2 separate regions of the Homo sapiens genome follow, and region 1 is linked to region 2. The links are chromatin loops, found by intact Hi-C in ENCODE. Cell type or tissue: IMR-90. All regions are shown on one strand. Each heading gives the region's core, and the rest is flanking DNA. Links, peaks and the distances in the headings are about the cores only. Region 1 overlaps DLEU1 (deleted in lymphocytic leukemia 1). Region 2 overlaps DLEU1 (deleted in lymphocytic leukemia 1).

Region 1 (9,673 bases), core at 2,328-4,827, 81 kb after region 2:
AATCACTGGTGTAATCCTTTGGGGGTGCTTAGAGAAAGTAAAACACTATTTTTTTAAATCTGAATCATATATAAATATATATACACACACGTATATATGTATATGTAATATAATAAGACATATATACACCAATACATATAATATGTAATAATGCAATTATTAAAATCATACTCCTTATATTACAAATTTATAAAATAAAAAGTAAAAATAGCTACCAATTATTGAGTGTTTATTATGTGCAGGGCACTGTGGTAATTGCTTAAGATACATTACTTATTTCAATCTTAACAACTCTACAAAATAAACATTATCATCCCTATTTTCCAGATGAGTAAATTGAGCCCCAGAGAAATTGTAAGTGGCCTAGCCAGCTAGAGAGCCGTGACACTAGAATCTATCAGACTCCAGATCCCAAGCTCTCAGCTTTTGCACTACATTGCCTTTATCTCTGAAATAACAAGTGGCTGTTCCTGATCCACCTATCCACAAACCTGACAACTGTTTACAATTTAAAGCACCAATAATTGGAGCCATCAAGTCCACTCTGAAAGTCAGATTATGGGGAAAGGCAATAAAAACCTTGCTTCTTTTTACCTGAAATTAATCATTCATTCTGCTGAGAGGGAAGAAGACTCAAAGAAACAAATTGAAGATGTTAATAAAATATCCAGGTAGTATTGGTCTTGATCTCCCCAAACCACAGAACAAAGATTCCTATGCAATACATTCATTTCCTCCCTCAGTCCCAGTGCAATCATTTGCAAACACAATGAAGAAAAGAACTAAACTGCACTTTTTGGGAAAATGTTCTAGCATCCTTTTGTTTGCCTTTCTCTGTGTAGCGAGCTATTACAGAAACTCTGAAAGTCTCTAAGTGTAAGGGGATGGAAGCAAAGACACTACTTATTCTTTAGTGATCCTGAAAGTTTGCTGATAAAAGAGAATGAAGTAGCAAGAGGATATGTAGCCAGATTGGCCCAGTCAGAAAGTAAAATTTCAAGAAAACAGAGATTGGGAAAATTGAGACAAGCTGTTCTTTAAGAAGGAAGGAGCAAAGTGTCATCTTTATTTTTAAAGTTGATGGCATATTCATTTTTCAGACTTTTATAGTTTTAAGTTTTAAAGAAGGAAAAAGTGAAAACATTAAAATACTGAATGGACAGAGCAGAACTTCCCATTAAAATAAATACACTTTGTTTTATTGTTGGGAAAACTCTAACGAGTGCCAGACTATTAACTAAATTCTGTCATTTTTTGAAAGAAGAAATTTCCAGAAGGTAGGTTAAATTGGTATCTACTTAATATATCTTGGAATTATAAAATTAAAAGAAAATATGCTAAAATACTTTGAAAAACTACACATCTTAAACCTCCTGCATACCATGTTCATGCCAAAACCTGCTTCCTTTGTGTCTGAAATATGAGGCTATTAGCAACATTAACCTGAAGGAGACTACTGCCTCAGTCTACATGGGGATCATTTTGCTACATGGCTAAGAATGCCAGCTCAGTTTGTGCTGATCTTATAGGTGTATTGGGGACTGAGAAATCTGATATCTAATTAGCACTAGTATTTATGCATTGCTCAAGATTAGATCTTAAACTCATCCTTAATGCCTCTTTCTCACACTCTTCTTTTAATTGACAATTCCTGTCAGCTCTGCCTTCAAAATTTATCTCAAATCCAGCTCTTTTTCTCCCCTTCACCACTTGCACCTTAGCTGGAGCCACCATCATCTTTCTCTTAGACTGCTGAACTAGTTTTGGTCCTGCTTCTGCTCCTGCAAAATATTCTGCACAGAGTGGTCAAAGTGATCCTTTTAGAACCTAAGTCAGATAGTGTCACTCCACTGCTCAAATTCTCCAACAGCTGCCCATCTCACTCAGAATGAAATCCAAAGTCATGACCACAGCCCAAAAGGCTCTAGTACATCTGACCCCTGGTTACCTCTCACACCTCAATTCTTACCTGTCTTTAAGTCCTTCGTAGACATGACCACCAAAATGCTGCTGAGCAATCACAATAACACCCCTTGCCCCATTCATTTCCCTTCTCTCACAATTACTTCTCCTCTCTCCTCAAAGTCCTCTCTCATTCCTGCTCCCAGATGATGCTCTTATTCCTTGTTGTGCTAAGAAAGCTTTAGAAGAGTCCACATGCCCCTATCTCTATATTTACCCACCTACCAGCAATTAGAAGAGTCCACATGGTCCCATCTCTATACTTACCCATCTACCAGCGTCCATGCCCATTGATTTGCCCTCCTCATGGATACACTGGCCGTGCTTGTATTTAAGGCCAATCTCTCTTCTCATGCATCAGATCCCTCCTCTCTAACCTTCATCAATTCTCTCCTCTCACTCCTGTATCAATTTTTCCCTCTCCCCTGGATTATTCTCATCAGCATACAAACATCACATGATTTCTCCCTTCTTAAAAGTAAAAGAGCTCTCTCAACTTTGCTTCTGATTTGTACCACCTTACTGCAGCAAAACTTCTCTTAAAAAAATAATCTTTACTTTCTCTCCTCCCATTCACTCTTGATCCCACTACACTTACTCAATGCAAATCTAAACCCAGTGGTCAGTTCTCAGACTGCACCTCGTGTGACCCACCAGCATCTTTTGGCATAGTCCATCACTCCCTCCTCCACACATTTTCTCTGCCTGGCCTCCAGGATGCCACAAAATTCAGGTGTTGCTCCTAGTCAGGACTTACTCTCTTCTGCTCCCCTCACCCTATTCCCACCCCAGAACTCAGCTTCTCTGGCCGCATCTCCTATCAGGATCTCCTCATTCTCTATCACTAGTAACACAAGTTGGCCTCTTTGCTGTTCCTCAAATAAGTCAGTTTAAAAGGCCTCATCCTTGCTCTCATCTCTGCCTGGAATGCTCTTTCCTCAGCTCCTTTAAGTTTTTGTTCAAATGTCACATAATCAATAACATCCTCCCTGACTACCATATTTAATATTGCAATATCTACCAACCCTTAAACTTCCTACTCCCATTTATTTCCTTCATGGCATTTACCACTTTCTAATATACTACAACATTTATTTATTCAATTTAAGTCTTCCCTTTGGCCAGAATATGGTCACCTTGTCATTCAAAAGTTATTTGATGCAGATTTTTTATTCTAGACACCTGGCCTGTTAACCATGTAGCAAATCATTGTCAAATTAATGAAGCTTTGGCTTCTAGCATATGAGTTAAAATAAATATCACTATTGGAGACATTATATCAAAAAGCTGAGACATACTTAGGACCCCAAATTAATGAACAAAATATTCAATAATAAACAATATTAAGTTCCCAGAAGATTGCTCAGAGCTGGCTTGGCCGACATAGAGAACTGTTTCCATAGCCATGGTGGGAAATACTAATCTTGAAAAGAGATGCCTCTCAAATCTTTAAGTGAGCCAGTACCCTAGGTAACTAAATGAGTAGAGAAAGTTAGGTTCTATCTTACACATAAGATTATCCAGTTGCCAGCCCTCAAATACTGACACCCCATGAGCAGATTGCTCTTAAATTCTTCAGGTCTTCGAGTAGACATAATCATTTTACAGAAGCCCAACTCAGAAACAATTATACTGCAACATAAGCAGTAGAACCATTTCATGCCAAGCTAATGACTCTGGGACATGCAAGGCATGACTCTCTGTACAAATCCACTTTAGAGCAGAGGTCAAAACCATTAAACTAATGGTGAACTTGAGTCCCTGGGCTCTGAGTGCCCCATGACTCCAGGGGATTGAGATTTGTAAGAAAAATACTAAACATAGAGCTCTGTATAAACACTCTAAAGGATTCTTTATACAAATGCCTTTTTGTCTAAAATCAAAACTCTAGAAAATAGAACATAAGTTTCTACATTTAAATTGTTAAAAATCATTAAAAAGACATTCAAGAGTTAAAGAAAAAGAAAAAAATTCTCAGCATGAAGTATGAAGATATCGCTGCTTGACTTTAATAAAAGTTCTATTAAATCTGTTCTTTTCTGTTTAAAATGCTCATTATAAAGCTGTAGTCCCTTTACATTTTCTTAAAAATTCAAGCTTTGCAACTTCTGAGAGCTTTGGTGTTAGTGTGATGAGCTACCTTCCCCCTCCCCAAGAAATGTCCTTATTGAGACTGAGTTTCCTTGGGGATGGTGGGGGGAGGGGGTGGTGAGTGACCTGGCCATATGATGTCAACATACTACCACAGAAGACAGAGATGAAAAACCATGTTCATGGACTTTTAAATTTAAATTTAAATCTGTAAAATCCTTATAACAAAAAACACTCCTACACAGAAACTAGCTAGCTGTTCACCAAGCATTTTCTATTCTTGCCCCAGTTTCCCAGCCTCCCTTGAAGTCAGCCATAACTGAAGTCCAGCCAATGAAATATGAACAGAAGTGATGTATACCATCCCCAGGACTTAGCCTATAAAAAATTTCTGGAACAATGTCAGCTTGATGTAGATGGGTGTGGCAACCTTAGAAGCCCTAGGTCAAAAATGGCAGAGCCAGAGATGGAAGAAGCCCAATAAGGAGCCATAAATGACTACTTGGAAGATAATTGCCATTGAAAGAGAACCAATATTGGACATTACATAGATGTTAACATAATTTTATTGGCTAGGCATGGTGGCTCATGCTTATAATTCCAGCCCTTTGGGAGGCTGAGGTGGGCAGATAGCTTGAGCCCAGGAGTTTGAGACCAACCTGGGCAATATGGCAAAACCCTGTCTCTATAAAAAATACAAAAATTAGCTGGGCATAGTGGCATGTGCCTATAGTCCCAGCTACTCAGGAGGCTGAGGTGGGAGGATTGCCTGAGCCTGGAAGACAGAGGTTGCAGTGAGCCAAGATAGTACCACTGCACTCCAGTCTGGGTGACACAGCAAGGCCCTGTCTCCAAAAAAATAAAAATAAAAACTTTTATTAAGATTTTTTTTCTTGCTGTGTTACTATAGCCCTCATTACCTTAACAACATTGTATCTTAGTTCAGAATGGTAAAACTCAGTGAAGAATTAAATTACTAATGCCTAATCTATTTAAGGTAAGCAACTGTACACCAAGCTCTAACACACATTGTCTCTTAGCATTCAAATTCAACAGGCTTGCAACAGTTGTAAAGAGACTAATACCAGGGTCTTCTTTTTAATAGCTAAAGCTTTCAATCAGCGAAACACTTGAAACTGCCATAAATAATGTAAAAACAAAGATTTGGGTTGCTCTTGCTACTGTTGAATAAAAAGAGTCATGGCCTTCTTCACTCTGATCAAGCTTCTCCCAATCCAAACCCTGGAGAAGCCTGAGCACTGGAAATAGTGGGGGAAGAAAAATAAAAGATCTAGGAAAAGGAAAGGGTCCTTGAGCCACTGATCATCTGCACATGGTCAGGGAAGAAATTTTGGATTCGATATAAAATTGAAGTTCTGATTTTACATGAATAAGACTTTCAGTGCCCAAAAATATCTTAATAATTAAAACAAGGAAAGGTAGAATAAAAAACAGATAAACAAATAGAAACATAGATATAAATCTTACCATATCTGCCAGTCACCATGCTTACATCTGTAATCCCAGCACTTCAGGAGGCCAAGGTGGGAGGATCACTCTTGGCTAGGAGTTTGAGACCAACCTGGTCAACATAGCAAGGCCCCATCTCTACAAAATTTTTTTAAAAACATAGCTGGGCATGGTGGTTCATGCCTGTAATTCCAGCTATTAGGGAGGCTGAGATGGGAAGACTGCTTGAGCCCAGGAGTTCGAGGCTGCAGTGAGCTATTATCATTTCACTGCACTCCAGCCTGGTCAATGGAGAAAGACCCTGTCTCTAAAAATATAAAATAATTTTAAAGAAACCTAAACATATCAGTAATAACATTAAAAGTAAATGGTCTAAACATCCTAATTAAAAAGCAGAGATTGTCAGGCTGGATTAAAGAACACAACCTAATGACATGCCATTTATAGAAATCACACTTTAACAAATTAACAATATTGGGAACAAGAAAAATAACATCGCTACAAATGTGACAGTTATTAAAATGATAATAAGGGAATACTATGAGCAATTTTATGTCAATAATTTCAACAACATAAGGAAAAAATGGACAAATTTCTTGAAATATACAAATTATCAAAGCTCACTCAAGAAAAAAATAGGTAACCTCATTAGTCCTATATCTATATCAAAAGGTGAATTTATAGATAAAAACCTTTCCAAAGAAAACTTCTGGCCCAGATGCTTTTACTGGCCAATTCTACCAACATTTAAGAAAATATAAAATCAATTCTATACTAACTCTCTCCAAAAAGACATCCAGATTTGAAAGTGAGAAGTAAACCTATTGTTATTCACTGATGACATGATCATCTATGTAGAAAATCCAGCAGATCTACAAAAAAAGCTACTAGAACTAATAAATAAACTTAAGATTGTAGGATAAAAATTAATTTGCAAAAAGTCCATTTTTATTTCATACACAAGCAATGAACATTTGGAAGTTAAAATGTTAAAATATTTGTAATTGCATAAAGATATTCTTAGGGATAAATTAAACAAAAGATTGCAAGATCTATAAACAGAAAAATATAAAATATTACTGAGAAAAATTAAAGAATATTTACACAATTAGAGATATATACCAAACTAGTTTGGAAGACTCAAAATTGTTCTCCCCAAATTGATATATAATGGCAATATCAAAATTAGCAGACAGAAGGAAACAATAAAGATTAGAGCAGAAATAAATCAAATAGAGAATAGAAAAATCATAGAGAAAATCAACAAGAGTTGATTTTTTGAAAAGATAAAATTGACAAACCCTTAGCCAGACTAACTATAAAAAAGAAAGAAGAATTAAATAAATAAAATCAGAAATTAAGGTGGAGACATTACAACAGATACCTAAGAAATTAAAAGGATCATAAGGGACTATTATAAACAATTACATATGAACAAATTGGATAACCTAGAGGAAATGGATAAATTCTTAGGAAAATACAAACCACAAACATTGAATCAGGGAGAAAGAAAAAGCCTGAACAAACCCATAACAGATAAAGAGATTGAAGCAGTAACTTAAAACCTCCCAGCAAAGAAAAGCTCAGGACCAGATGGCCTCACAGCTGAGTTCTACCAAACATTCAAAGAAGAATTAATACCATTCCTTCTTAAACTTTTCCAAAAAATGTAACTAGAGGGAATACTTCCAAACACATTTTACAAGGCCAGCATCACCTTAATACCAAAGCTAATCAAATATACCATAAGAAAAGAAAACTAAGGCTGATATCTCTGATGGATGCAAAAATTTTAATAAAATATTAGCAAACTGTTTTCAACAACACATCAAAAAGATTATACACCATGAACAACTGGAATTTATTCCTGGGATGCAAGGCTGGTTTAATATATGCAAATCAATCAAGGTGTTACATCATATTAACAGAATGAAAGATAAAAACCACATGACCATTTCAACAGATGCAGAAAAAGCATTTGACCAAATCAACATCATTCGTAATGAAAACTCAACAAAATAGGTACAGAAGGAACTTACCTCAACACAGTAAAGCCCACTGTGAAAAGCCCACTGCTATCATAATCAATGGAGAAAAACTGAAAGGTATTCCTTTGTGATTCAGCACAAGGCAAGGATGCTCACTCTTGACACTTTTATTTGATATAGCCAGAGCAACTAGACAAAAAAAAAAAAAAAAAGTAATGGGCAGCCAAATCAGAAAGAAATAAGTACAATTGCCTATGTTTGCAGATTATATGATCTTATATAAAGTAAATCCTAAAGACTCCACAGAAAGAACTGATAAACAAATTCAGTAAAGTTGCAGGATTCAAAAACAACACACAAAAAATAGATGATATTTCTATACACTAACGATGAACTATTCAAAAAGGAAATTAAGAAAACAATCCCATTTACAATAGCAAAATAAAAAAAATACTTAGGAATAAACATAACCAAAGAGGTTAAGATTTGTACACTGAAAACTGTAAAAATTTAATGCATAAAATTAAAGACACAGACCAATGGAAAGACAACCCTTGTTCATGGGTTGGAAGAATTTATGTTGTAAAAATGTCCAAGGTGATCCACAAATTCAATGCATGGCATTCTTTACAGAAAAAAAAAAAAAAAAATCCTAAAATCACAAAAGACCCTATTACATATACTATTTGTTTTTATTATTATACTTTAAGTTCTGGGGTACATGTGCAGAATGTGCAGTTTTGTTACATAGGTATACATGTGCTATGGTGGTTTGCTGCACCCATCAACCCATCACCGACATTACGTGTTTCTCCTAATGTTCTCCCTCCCCTAGCCCCCGACCCCCAAACAGGCCCTGGTGTGTGATGTTCTCCTCCCTGTGTCCATGTGTTCTCATTGTTCAACTCCCACTTATGAGTGAGAACATACAGTGTTTGGTTTTCTGTTCTTGTGATAGTTTGCTGAGAATGATGGTTTCCAGCTTCATCCATGTCCCTGCAAAGGACATGAACTCATCCTTTTTTATGGCTGCATAGTATTCTGTGTTGTGTATGTGCCACATTTTCTTTATCCAAGGACCCTATATAACCAAAGTAATCTTGATCAAGAAGAACAAAGCTGGAAACATCAATACTTTCTGATTTCAAAATATATTACAAAACCATAGTAACCAAAGTAGTATGATACTGGTATTAAAACAGCTACATAGACCATTGGAACAGAATTTTAAAATCCAGTGTCCAAACTCAATAAAAATGGAAGCAAAATAGGAAACTGGAAATAAATCTGACTTATAACTATAAAAGCAAAAATTCTAAATAAGTATTAGCAAAGAGAATCTCTCAATATATCAAAAGACTAAGTTGAGTCTCTTTCAGGAATAATCGGTTGGTTAACATCAGGAAATTAATATATCCATTGAATTAAGTGCAGCAAAAAAGTAAAAGATAAAACACATGTCCTATCAATAAATACTTAAAAGGCATTTGACGAAATTCAGTAGCCAGTCCTAACTAAAATAGGGCTAGAAAGAAACCACTTAAATTCAACAAAGAAATTTCCTAAAAGCTAGCGGCAAATTTTAAAATCATAGCTAGATAAAGATTATGTTTCACATTATTTCAACACTATTATAGGTATTATAGTATACATAACATGAAAACAACTGGCACAAGTATTGGGAAAGATGAGAAAAAAACTCTTTTTGGTGGTTACATGATTGTATACCTGCATGCACAGAAAAAAAAATCAAAAATTTTAGTAAAAAATTGTAAAATTAATTTTAAAATTTGTTCTAATTTCTGAATTCAAAATAAATATTTTTAAAAATTAGCAGTTTTTCAGCCAGGCATGGTGGCTCACACCTGTAATCCCAGCACTTTGGGAGGCTGAGGTGGGCGAATCACCTGAGGTCAGGAGTTCAAGACCAGCCTGGCCAACATGGTGAACATGGTGAAACCCCATCTCTACTAAACTTACAAAAATTGGCCAGGTGTGGTGGTGGGCACCTGTAATCCCAGCTACTCGGGAGGTTGAGGCAGGAGAATCACTTGAACCCAGGAGGCAGAGGTTGCAGTGAGCCAAGATCACGCCATTGTACTCCAGCCTGGGCAACAAGAGCGAAACTCCATCTCAAAAATAAAATAAAACAAAATAAAAGT
Region 2 (9,673 bases), core at 3,995-6,494:
AGTATCTACAATCATCAATTCATGTCACTTTAAAAAAAATTACAGTGGGTTATTTGAATTAGAAAGCATTTCCATACATGAAAGCTTAATCCCCTTTAGACATTCCTCAATGTTCACAAATAAACTGACCTGGCAGGCATGGGTGCTCCTAGTCTTTGTTTTTAACATCAGGTGTGGAGGATAAGGGTAATAAACAATGTCTACTGATTCTGGTCATTCTGAAATGACACTTTTTTTTTCAGTTTTGCTAGAGCTTGGCACACCTTCATATTTCGAGGCAATGTATCTTCAAGGATCACTCATCAGAATAGTTGCACAAACTCATAAGTGGCAAGAACTGAAAATGCCTTGTGATTTTCAAAGTTTTAAAATAGCCCTATGGGGCTGGTGACCTCAGTCAGGTCAGCCATCAAGTTTGGGATCCGACAATAAAAGTCATAAAGTGAGTCAACTGAGTCAGAGAGGATGCAACAGCATTATTTTTCTCTTCTGGCTTCTCTAGTAAAGCAAAAGTTTTGGTGTTAGGGCTGTCTCTGCAGACAGGGAGTTTGGTTTCCAACACGCTGGGAGCATCCCTGGAGAATGCTGAAAAGCAGAATAGGCTGCCAGAGTCCAAGAGACGATATCAGTAAAGTTAGCACAAGATTTAATAGACTAGAATATACCCGCCCAATCCATTTCTCCAGCCTGATAATCCAGAGCAATTAACAGAAATTGCCCTGGTATTTTTAGCATTTTTAAAGTTTCATCTGGGCAAACGCAGAAATGGATAACTATGTTATCCAGACCTTACCACTGTTTGTTTTTGAGACTCTAAGATTAAACTAAAGACTGGCCTAGCAAAGCAGATATGTTTGCCCTTGCCTGAAAGGAGACAGAAACTTGGGAAGAAACAAGGGTCTTTGGAGTTACTGGGCTTCCACGAGGATCCTCAAGGTTTGCAAACACCAAATGGACAGGACTTCATCCCTGAAGTGCAGGCCAGTCCTACCTCCTTCACAATGACGTGCTGACATCATGGTGCAAATTTGCAAACATTTTTTGCCTTATTAAGAAAATTATTCAAACCTAGAAAAATGCAAGGGTTAAAGCCTTGCTTTCATAAACATAGCCTGTGTGTGTCGCAGGGTGACTTTTAGATATTATATGGAAAAATGCAGTAAAAAGTGCTGAAGTAGCCCATTCCGTTGCATTGAATTGTTAGGCAATTATGGTCATCCCAGCCTTAGTAAATTAAAATACATGATGAAAACCCAATCTAAGGACATCAACTGCTATGTACTAAACAAACTACACATCCCATTTAAAAAGCATTTAAAATTGTGTCAAGAGAGGTTATGTTGGAGGGACTATAATTTTAAAATCATTTACTGTACAACCATATATTTAAATTTTAACTTGAAGCTAAATGTTGCAAAATTAAATTAATCTTATTTGATAACACGAGGCAGTTTATACTCTTTCATTTGGGGTCGATGGAGCCCCTGGCACAGTCTTGAATTTAAGACCCCTACCCCATAGGAATAGTTAACTCTTGATCCTAGCATGCTCTCTCCTCCTGGAAGAGTTATTTAAAGTTAGATGTGTTTCTTTCTGTTTTTTTCTTAGCCACTTTTCTATCCCAAGCCCAGCAAAGACATTCAATTCATTCCCCCTACACCTCTCTCTCTCTTTCTGTCTTTCCTCCCTCCCCTCTCTCCCTCTCTTTTTCTCTCTCTCCCTCTGAAGTTTCTAAATCAGTTCCTACAGCTTTAGTTTTCTTTTTCTAAAATTAAAAACGTGGCTTCTGGCTATAAAACGAATCTCCCACCTTCAGCAGCCCCAGTCCCCTGGGGCTGTTACTGGCGTGATCTATAAATTAACTGGAATCACTTAGAGCCCTCAGTTAGCTTTTAGTCAAACATTAGCAGCAGTGTTTACCCTTGTGTAATCTGCAGTTGTTACTTAATTTAATGCCTGTCAGCATTTTTTTAAAGAACATGTTCAGCAAATCCTTGGCACAGGCTGTTTGAATTCCTTACTCTTCCCTTCCCCCACCTTGACCCAAATCAAGCTAAATGTATCTGAGTAGAAGCTTGCTAATATTTTTAATTTGCTAGTGTAGTTTTCCTTCTTCTTGAGGAAAGAAAGAAGAGTTTGCTTTCTGTGCCAATCCAACTACATCCTACTCAGAGGCCTGGGCTTCGTGTCCCCACTGCACCTTACATCAAAGAGGGTGAACTGTAAATTGTTAGGGTTTTTGTTTCTTGTTGCTCTGGCAGTGATCTGTGAGTGATGTAAGATGGGAGGCATCCTCAGACTCCCATTTGGAGGATGCTGGTGTGGCCCCCTGAAGAAAATCCATTGAAACAAACTTTGAAGTGCTGCCCAGTAGAGAGCTAAAAGCTGAACATATCACATCATAATTCATACATAACTTTGTGTGTTTTGAATCTTCCTCCTCCACAGCCACCACCTCAAATGTAAATAAATAGAGCCCTGGCCTTCCTACAGGGTTCTGTTGCTCCTTTCATAATGTGAGATCCATCTAGATCCGGCAGGAGAACTTCTCTAAGGCCATCATAAAGGCAGTAGGAAGTACTGATCTCAAACAGCACAGAGGAGGCTCCCCTCCAAAGAAGAGTGAAGCACATCGTTAGAGAATAAGAACACGGGGAAATTAAGAGGTGATCTTCAAAGGCTACAATGAACAGCTCCTCTCTGCTTTCACACACTATACAAGAAAAGACCTCCTTCAGTTCAGGAGGCTTTGGTTAACAGCCACATTCTCAATATTCTGGGTTTCAAGGCCAAGAAAATAAATGTCACAGTGGAAACCTCATGCTTTTTCAGGTGATATAATCCAAAAAATGTGTACATCTCAATAGTATAAAGGACTCTGAATCAGCCAGGGCTCAACTTGCTATTCTCTTCCTTGCCTGCAAGACTTGACCTTGAGTTTCAGTGTCTCTCAGCCGTACTTCTGCTTCCTGGTGACTAGAATTCAGGATTCTCTCCCATTTACCACTAGGGAAAACCCTACTGCTAAGGACCGTAAATGTCGGAGGATCCCCCTGAGTCTCACAGATGGCACTTGAAGAGAAGCAGTATGGAGACACAGGACACGAAGAAGGAAACAGAGACCCTGAGGACAGAGGCTCATGCAACTACTGCAAATGAACAAACACCAGAACAGGCATTTTTGCACTTTCAGACAGGGAGTTCCAGGACTGAGTGCACATACAGTCCATGGTTAGATTTCCAGGAAAGCCTCAGTGAGGGGCTGAATTATGTGCCATTAACTCAAGATACAGCCATCTTGGGAGTCAGCATATCTGTCTGAGCCCAGGTTATAAGTGCACACTGGTGGTCTATGGTTGCAGGCCGGTGTCACTGTCCTGTCACAGTCCTGAGATCTCCAAAGCAGCCCAGGTGACACATATGTCCCTGTCTTTGACTCTCCTCCAGCCCAACTCTGTGATACTACTATCAAGGCTCCAAAATGCAGCTGTTTTGCTACACAAATTATGAATAAGTTCTACAAACTTCTTGAACCATCTGGAAAGTGCTCAAAACACAGGGCTGCACAGACAAGGACTTTAAGGCTCAACTCACTCCCAGGTAATATTAGTGGCTCTTCTCAGCAAGAACATGAGCCCAGGTCCCAATAGCACTATTGAAAAAGGCAGTTCTGCTGTAGAATGGGTCCCTCTTTTTGCTGTTTCCACTGCTGAGTGCCCCCATCATGGGCATGCAAGATTTTTTCTGCAATTTTCCTTTCACAACTTTCATCAACTGCCTCTTCAATTTCCTGGTCTTGCACAATCTCAACCCAACTTACTTAACAGCACTGATTGTTCAGTTCTTATGGACAGTGTGTGCCTTTAGTCTTCCTCCAAGGAGAGTGCTTGACAAACATAAAATGGAAATCTTAGGAACACTTTTACACCATTGGTGGGAATGTAAATTACTTTAACCATTGTGGAAGATGGTGTGGCGATTCTTCAAAGATCTAGAACCAGAAATACCATTTGACCCAGCAATCCCATTACTGGGTATATACCCAAAGGAATATAAATCATTTTATTACAAAGATACATGCACACATACGTTCATTGCTGCACTTTTCACAATAGCAAAGACATGGAATCAATTCAAATGCCCATCAGTGATACACTGGATAAAGAAAATGTGGTACATATACACCATGGAATCCTATGCAGCCATTAAAAGGACACAGATCATGTTCTTTGCAGGGACACAGATGAAGCTGGAAGCCATTATCCTCAGCAAACTAATGCAGGAATAGAAAATCAAACACTGCATGTTCTCACTTGTAAGTGGGAGCTGAACAATGAGAACACATGGACACAAGGAAGGGAACAACATACACTGGGGCCTGTTGGCAGATGTGGTTGGGGAGGGGGAGCATTAGGACAAATAGCTAATGCATGCTGGGCTTAATACCTAGGTGATGGGTTGATAGGTGCAGGAAATCACCATGGCACATGTTTACCTATGTAACAAACCTGCACATCCTGTACACATACCCAGAACTAAAACTAAAAATAAAACAAAAACAAAAGAATGGAAATCTTTTCAGAAAAATGTGTCATTGAATTGGAGGTGGAATCCATAATGATCAACAACAATAAATTCTTTTCTTCTCCATTAGATCATCTCCCTCAGTCTGTGTGTGTGTTCATGCGTGTGTGCCATGCCGGGTCCCCACTTTCCTCAGCACATTTGTGCATGTGTTTGTTTACTGAGCAGTGCCCAGTTTGCGAGGCTCCCCCAAAGGCAGCCTCATTCTGCTAGTGCCTGCCCAGGACCCTGTACCAGTCAATGAGAAACCAAACAAACTGGCTGCAATAAGCCGTTTACACCAGTTCCCAAAGAGAAAACTTTGGGCCCATTCCCAGAAGGCCAGGCATGTGAGTGAAAGGAGCCTGACTTGCAAAGCTTCCCCCACACTCAGGGTTTATTCTGTTTATTCTGTCATCCCTGTTTATTCTTTCAACTGTGGTTTCTCCGTGGAGCAACACATCACACCGCACCCAGATTGTGGAGACACACAGAAGATATCCAGAAACGGCCAGAGAGAACACAATCCCTCCGATTCATTCGCTAAGCCATTTGTTAACACGCTGGTTTGGGGTTTTTCTTTTCCACAATTTTTCAACACTTGAGGAATTGAAACTGCCAGCTGTTCTCATCTTTAAATGAAATAGCCTGAATAATTGGGAATTTAAGCTAGTTTTCATTATTATAGTCCCCTTCAGAAATACATATGACCAAAATAATGAGCTAATGAAATAATTTGGACATCCTGACCATGCAAAACGGACGTGTAAAACATTAAATGCAGAGCCAGTCAATACTTAGTAAATGTTGATGCAGACTTGGTTTCCTAAGGTTTAAAATGTGTAACTAAATGACATATAACTTCTGAAATATCAGGGCACCAAGGAGGAATTAACAAAAGGCCATCAAAAAGCAGACTGCACATGATGTAGCAGAGAGGCTGTGGAGTCAGACATGCCCACATTTAAACTGGATTCCATGCTGGCTGTGTCACTGGAGCTGATGGCATGTTCTCAGCAAGCCTCAGTGCTCTCACCTCTAAAACGGGATTCAGAAGAATAGGGCGCCAATTTAGTAGATTGGTATGGAGATTAAAATTTAAAAATGCATGTAAAACACTTGACTAACTACAGTTTCTAGCTCACAATAAGCTCCTAGTAAATGAAAACTACTGGGCACTCCTGTCTTACAGATAATGGCTTTAAAAACTGGGAACTTAGAATAATTTTAAAACTCAGGAAACAAGGAATACCTCTTTGAGGGAAATATCTGACTCCTAAACCAGGTAATGGAACATCTTGGAAACCCAGACCTCTCAGAGCAGACTTGTTAAAGTGCCAGGGACAGGGCTCATACCCAGTTGACACTCAATCAACATTTATTGATACTGACCATGGTTTCCTCAGGTTTAAAGTTTAAAATAAAATGTCTAGAAGAATTACAGAATTAACCACTTGTGGTTATTCCTGAAATATGATAGCATCAGTGTGAAAATTGAAAACACTACCCCACATAAAAAGCTGTATACCAATTTTGTTTAAAAGACTGGAATGACCCTAAATACAAAGATTGCATGAAAAGCAGAGATTCGTTAAATTGTAAGAACAAAATTAAGGATTTCCTAGAAATGGAGGGGGCCTCACTAACTTCAGCAGAGAAATTTTCTTCATCTGTCATCCCCTGACTCCACAGGGTAATGTAACAATGCCAGGGAGATGTCTGCATATACCCAGGGTGAGACCACCAACCCTTTGCATTTAGCCAAAGGGCTACCAAATTATGGTGCAACACTGGCTGATTGAATCATTCAGAGTCAAATTCAAACAGATGAACTCACAGAGGAGAGCTCCCACACATAGATGGAGAAAATTAAGGGAGGTCATAGTTTAAAATTTTTCTTTTTATCAAGGTAGAGTTTGCAATGTGACAATCATTAAGCTGTAGGGGAGGCTTTTAACAGAATTCCCTCTGGCCTTCTACTAACTCACTGAAATACATCATTTGCTTTTCTCAACTTCCTTTAATTTTAGTCCAGAAATAACCATTTATCTTAACATTCACTCTCACGTGGGACAAAAGAAAAAACAAATTTTGCAGAATTCAGAGAGGCATTGATTAATTTATGCTGGTCTGTCTTTGAGGAATACCTGGGAATTAGAAGGCAACCAAGATATATTACCTCCATTCTTGAGAATCAGTTCCTAATCTTTAGGGACTAACCCTTTAAATGAGCTACCTCTCGTCACTAAATGTTGAATAAATTGATCTCTGGGACACTTAAAACGGCAGGCTGTGTGTCTGTATGGTATAGTAACACCCCCCACACAGACAGGCATGCACACACACACACACAAATGTGCACACACACATGCCCCTGAGTTGAAAAGAATCAGCAGGGACTGTTTTTTGGCATGCTGTCCATAGTCATTTGCACTTTTCCAGCACAGAGCAGAACCATAATAGTAAACCCTTTGCAAGAAACAGGCACATCTCCACATTAAGAAGGTTTGGCTGCAGGTGGGTATGAAAATGCAGAGTTTATGGAAACTTTGCCTTTTATTTATTTTTTTATATCCTCTGTTGCAACTGCAGATCTATGTGAGTGTAGCTAGCCTCTCTACTATGCCTTTTGGGAAACACACCTTGAGGTCTCTGCAGCCTCCTGGCCTGATGTTTGCATAGTTGAGTTGAGGAGGCTGGTAGTTTTCGGCCCAAACATCAACACAGAGGTTTACTTTGCCCTTGTATTAGATTAAAATGCTGGAACATATTTATAAGCTAAATTTGTTGTTGTGTTGTTGGTCAGTCTTCTTTCAAAAAAAAAAAGAACTTATTCTATAATTACATTTAGCAGAAAGCCATTTCCTACTTTTTCCTAGTGTAGGTCTCATGCTTAACTGTTCTGACATCACCTGGCCCCTCTATGGCTTAGCAACAAAAACTTCACTGAAATGAAGAATGCAGTTATTTATGCTGGCTGCTCTGGCAGGAAAGAAATTCAAAACATAATTTTTTAAAGTTATAACTATGGCTTGCATATAAACATAAGCATGTGGCAAATATTTACGTAATTCATTAATGAGGTAACGAGCAGAATGATAAAACCAGTGCAAAGAGTATTTGAGAAACTAAATATATGCGGGCATCTGAGAATGAATGTTGGAATAAGATTGCTGGGTTAGACAGAACACTAGTTAATACTATACTTGGCAATAAAAGTATAACCTTTAAAGTCATCCTTTTTTTTTTTTACCAGACCAAAATCACTTGCATCACTACTGAATAAAATCCTACAAATTAGCATGTCATCTCATAGAGTCTGAGCCTTAATTAGTAACAAATAATATGTCAAATAAGATACATTCCCCTAGAGAATCAGGTCATCTTTGGGTAGGTCTTTTAGAAAATGCTCTTACAAGACCGTGAAAACTGAGGCTATTCTACTGCCTTATTTCAAGTTTGATACTCTGTCTTAACATTAGTAAAGGGATTTTGGGAGGGCAAAGATGCCTCATATCAACAGTTATTAACAATTGAGGTCATGGGACAAATAGTTATAGAAATATTAATAGAACAATATCACCCCTCAGATTATGTTGAATACTAAAATATAGAGTTGGATGTAGAAGCAACCAAGTATCCCTCAAGGAATGAATGAACAACATGTGGCCTATCCATACAATGGAATATTGTCCAGGCTTTCAAAGGAAGGAAATTCTGACACATGCTACAACATGGATGAATCTTGATGACATTATGCAAAGTGAAATAAACCAGTTACAAAAAGAAAAATACTGTATAATTCCACTTAAAAGTTATCTAGAGTGGTCAAATTCACAGAAACAGAACATAAAAAGGTAGTTGCCAGGGCTTGGGGAAGGGGAGAATGGAGAATTGTAGTTTAAGAGGTATATAGTTTTAGATTTGCAAGATGAAAAAGTTTTGGAGATTGGCTGCACAACAATATGAACATACTTAACACTACTGAACTGTACACTTAGAAATGGTTAAGATGGTAAATTTTATGTTATGTGTTTTTTACCACAAAAATTTAAAACATTTACAAAGTTGGTATCATCAGTTCAGATGCCAGTTATAAGGCAAGGGAATGATTCCCACCAGAGTAAGATCAAAGTATGCATGGCAAGGAACCATCTTTTTACTGTCTGAAGTACCAGTTTATGACTTAACTTACAATGGGACATGAAGGAAATGAATGCAAAGATGCCAACCTAGCTGTGGTGGACTTCAGCTCACATCATGGAAACCATGAAGCAATTTAGCAAAGTTGGCTGCCTAAGCAGCCAAGGGTCCTGTGGTGCCTGTTAAAATCCAGCAAAAGCAGGGATGAGGTGCATTGGCCAGGGCCCAGTGCGTAGCCCCACAGCTGCAAAATGCTATCTGGCCTTTGAATCAGCACTCAGTGCTCCCCTTACCACTCTTAACTCTTAACTGCAAGAGTTAAACGCTGGAAAAGCTCAATCTAATATTCACTAAACAAACACTGAGAACCAGCTTTCTAATCATCACGTCTGCATCTTTTCTCATTACCTCCAGACTTTTGTCATAGGCCCTTGAAAAACTGGGCCTCTTGAAAAAAATGCAAAGAAAATCTTCTTGTTGTCCAAGGGCAAAGTTCTCACCCTTTCCTGATGTGACTACCTTAAGTGGTCTATACACTCCAGCAGAAAGTGGGAAACCCTCACAAAAGAATCTTTACCACGTCCCTATGAAATATTTTTATTCCTTTATAAAGTTGATTAATCTTCACAATAGAGCAATTATGTCTCTTTTCTCTCTCCTTCCTTCCTCCCTTCCTCCCTTTCTTTTCTTTCTTTCTTTCCTTCTTTCTTTCTTCCTTTCTTTCTCTCTTTTCTTTCTTTCTTTCTTCCCTTTTCTTTCTTCCTTTTCTTTTTTCTTTCTTTCTCTTTCTTTCTCTCTTTCTTTCTTCTTTCTTGATCAATAGAAACTTTCTCTAATTTTTATGGTGAACCGACATGATGCCATGGAATGCAGATTTAGATGGAACATTAAGCCCAGTTGGATTTTAAAATCCTTTATGGAGTCAAGGAAAACTACGCCCACCTCCATTAGGTAATGTCCTTCGATG

Evidence for each region. A loop is a pair of places that touch in the nucleus more often than their neighbours do. Peaks named below come from ENCODE experiments on the same cell type or tissue, not always from the same donor. Only the 100,000 strongest peaks of a DNase experiment are listed, where the experiment ranks them.
Region 1: a loop joins it to region 2, with 2.3 times the contacts of the local background. A loop is called at or near these places in 11 of 110 quality-filtered maps.

What each region holds. Positions count from the first base shown.
Region 1 is chr13:50,431,440-50,441,112 of GRCh38, reverse strand. DLEU1 (deleted in lymphocytic leukemia 1) reads right to left here. Exons shown (of 7, transcript NR_109974.1): 4 at 7,563-7,700. Among named protein-coding and RNA genes, the nearest start is that of DLEU1-AS1, 91 kb to the left of the region's middle. In IMR-90, for the core only: no CTCF peak of the experiment used is centred there; a DNase peak (open chromatin) is centred at 3,672; H3K27ac peaks cover 867 bases.
Region 2 is chr13:50,514,212-50,523,884 of GRCh38, reverse strand. All of the region lies in intron 5 of DLEU1 (deleted in lymphocytic leukemia 1), which reads right to left. DLEU1-AS1 (DLEU1 antisense RNA 1) reads left to right here. Exons shown (of 3, transcript NR_125753.1): 3 at 2,449-2,952. Among named protein-coding and RNA genes, the nearest start is that of DLEU1-AS1, 8.4 kb to the left of the region's middle. In IMR-90, for the core only: no CTCF peak of the experiment used is centred there; a DNase peak (open chromatin) is centred at 4,944; H3K27ac peaks cover 226 bases.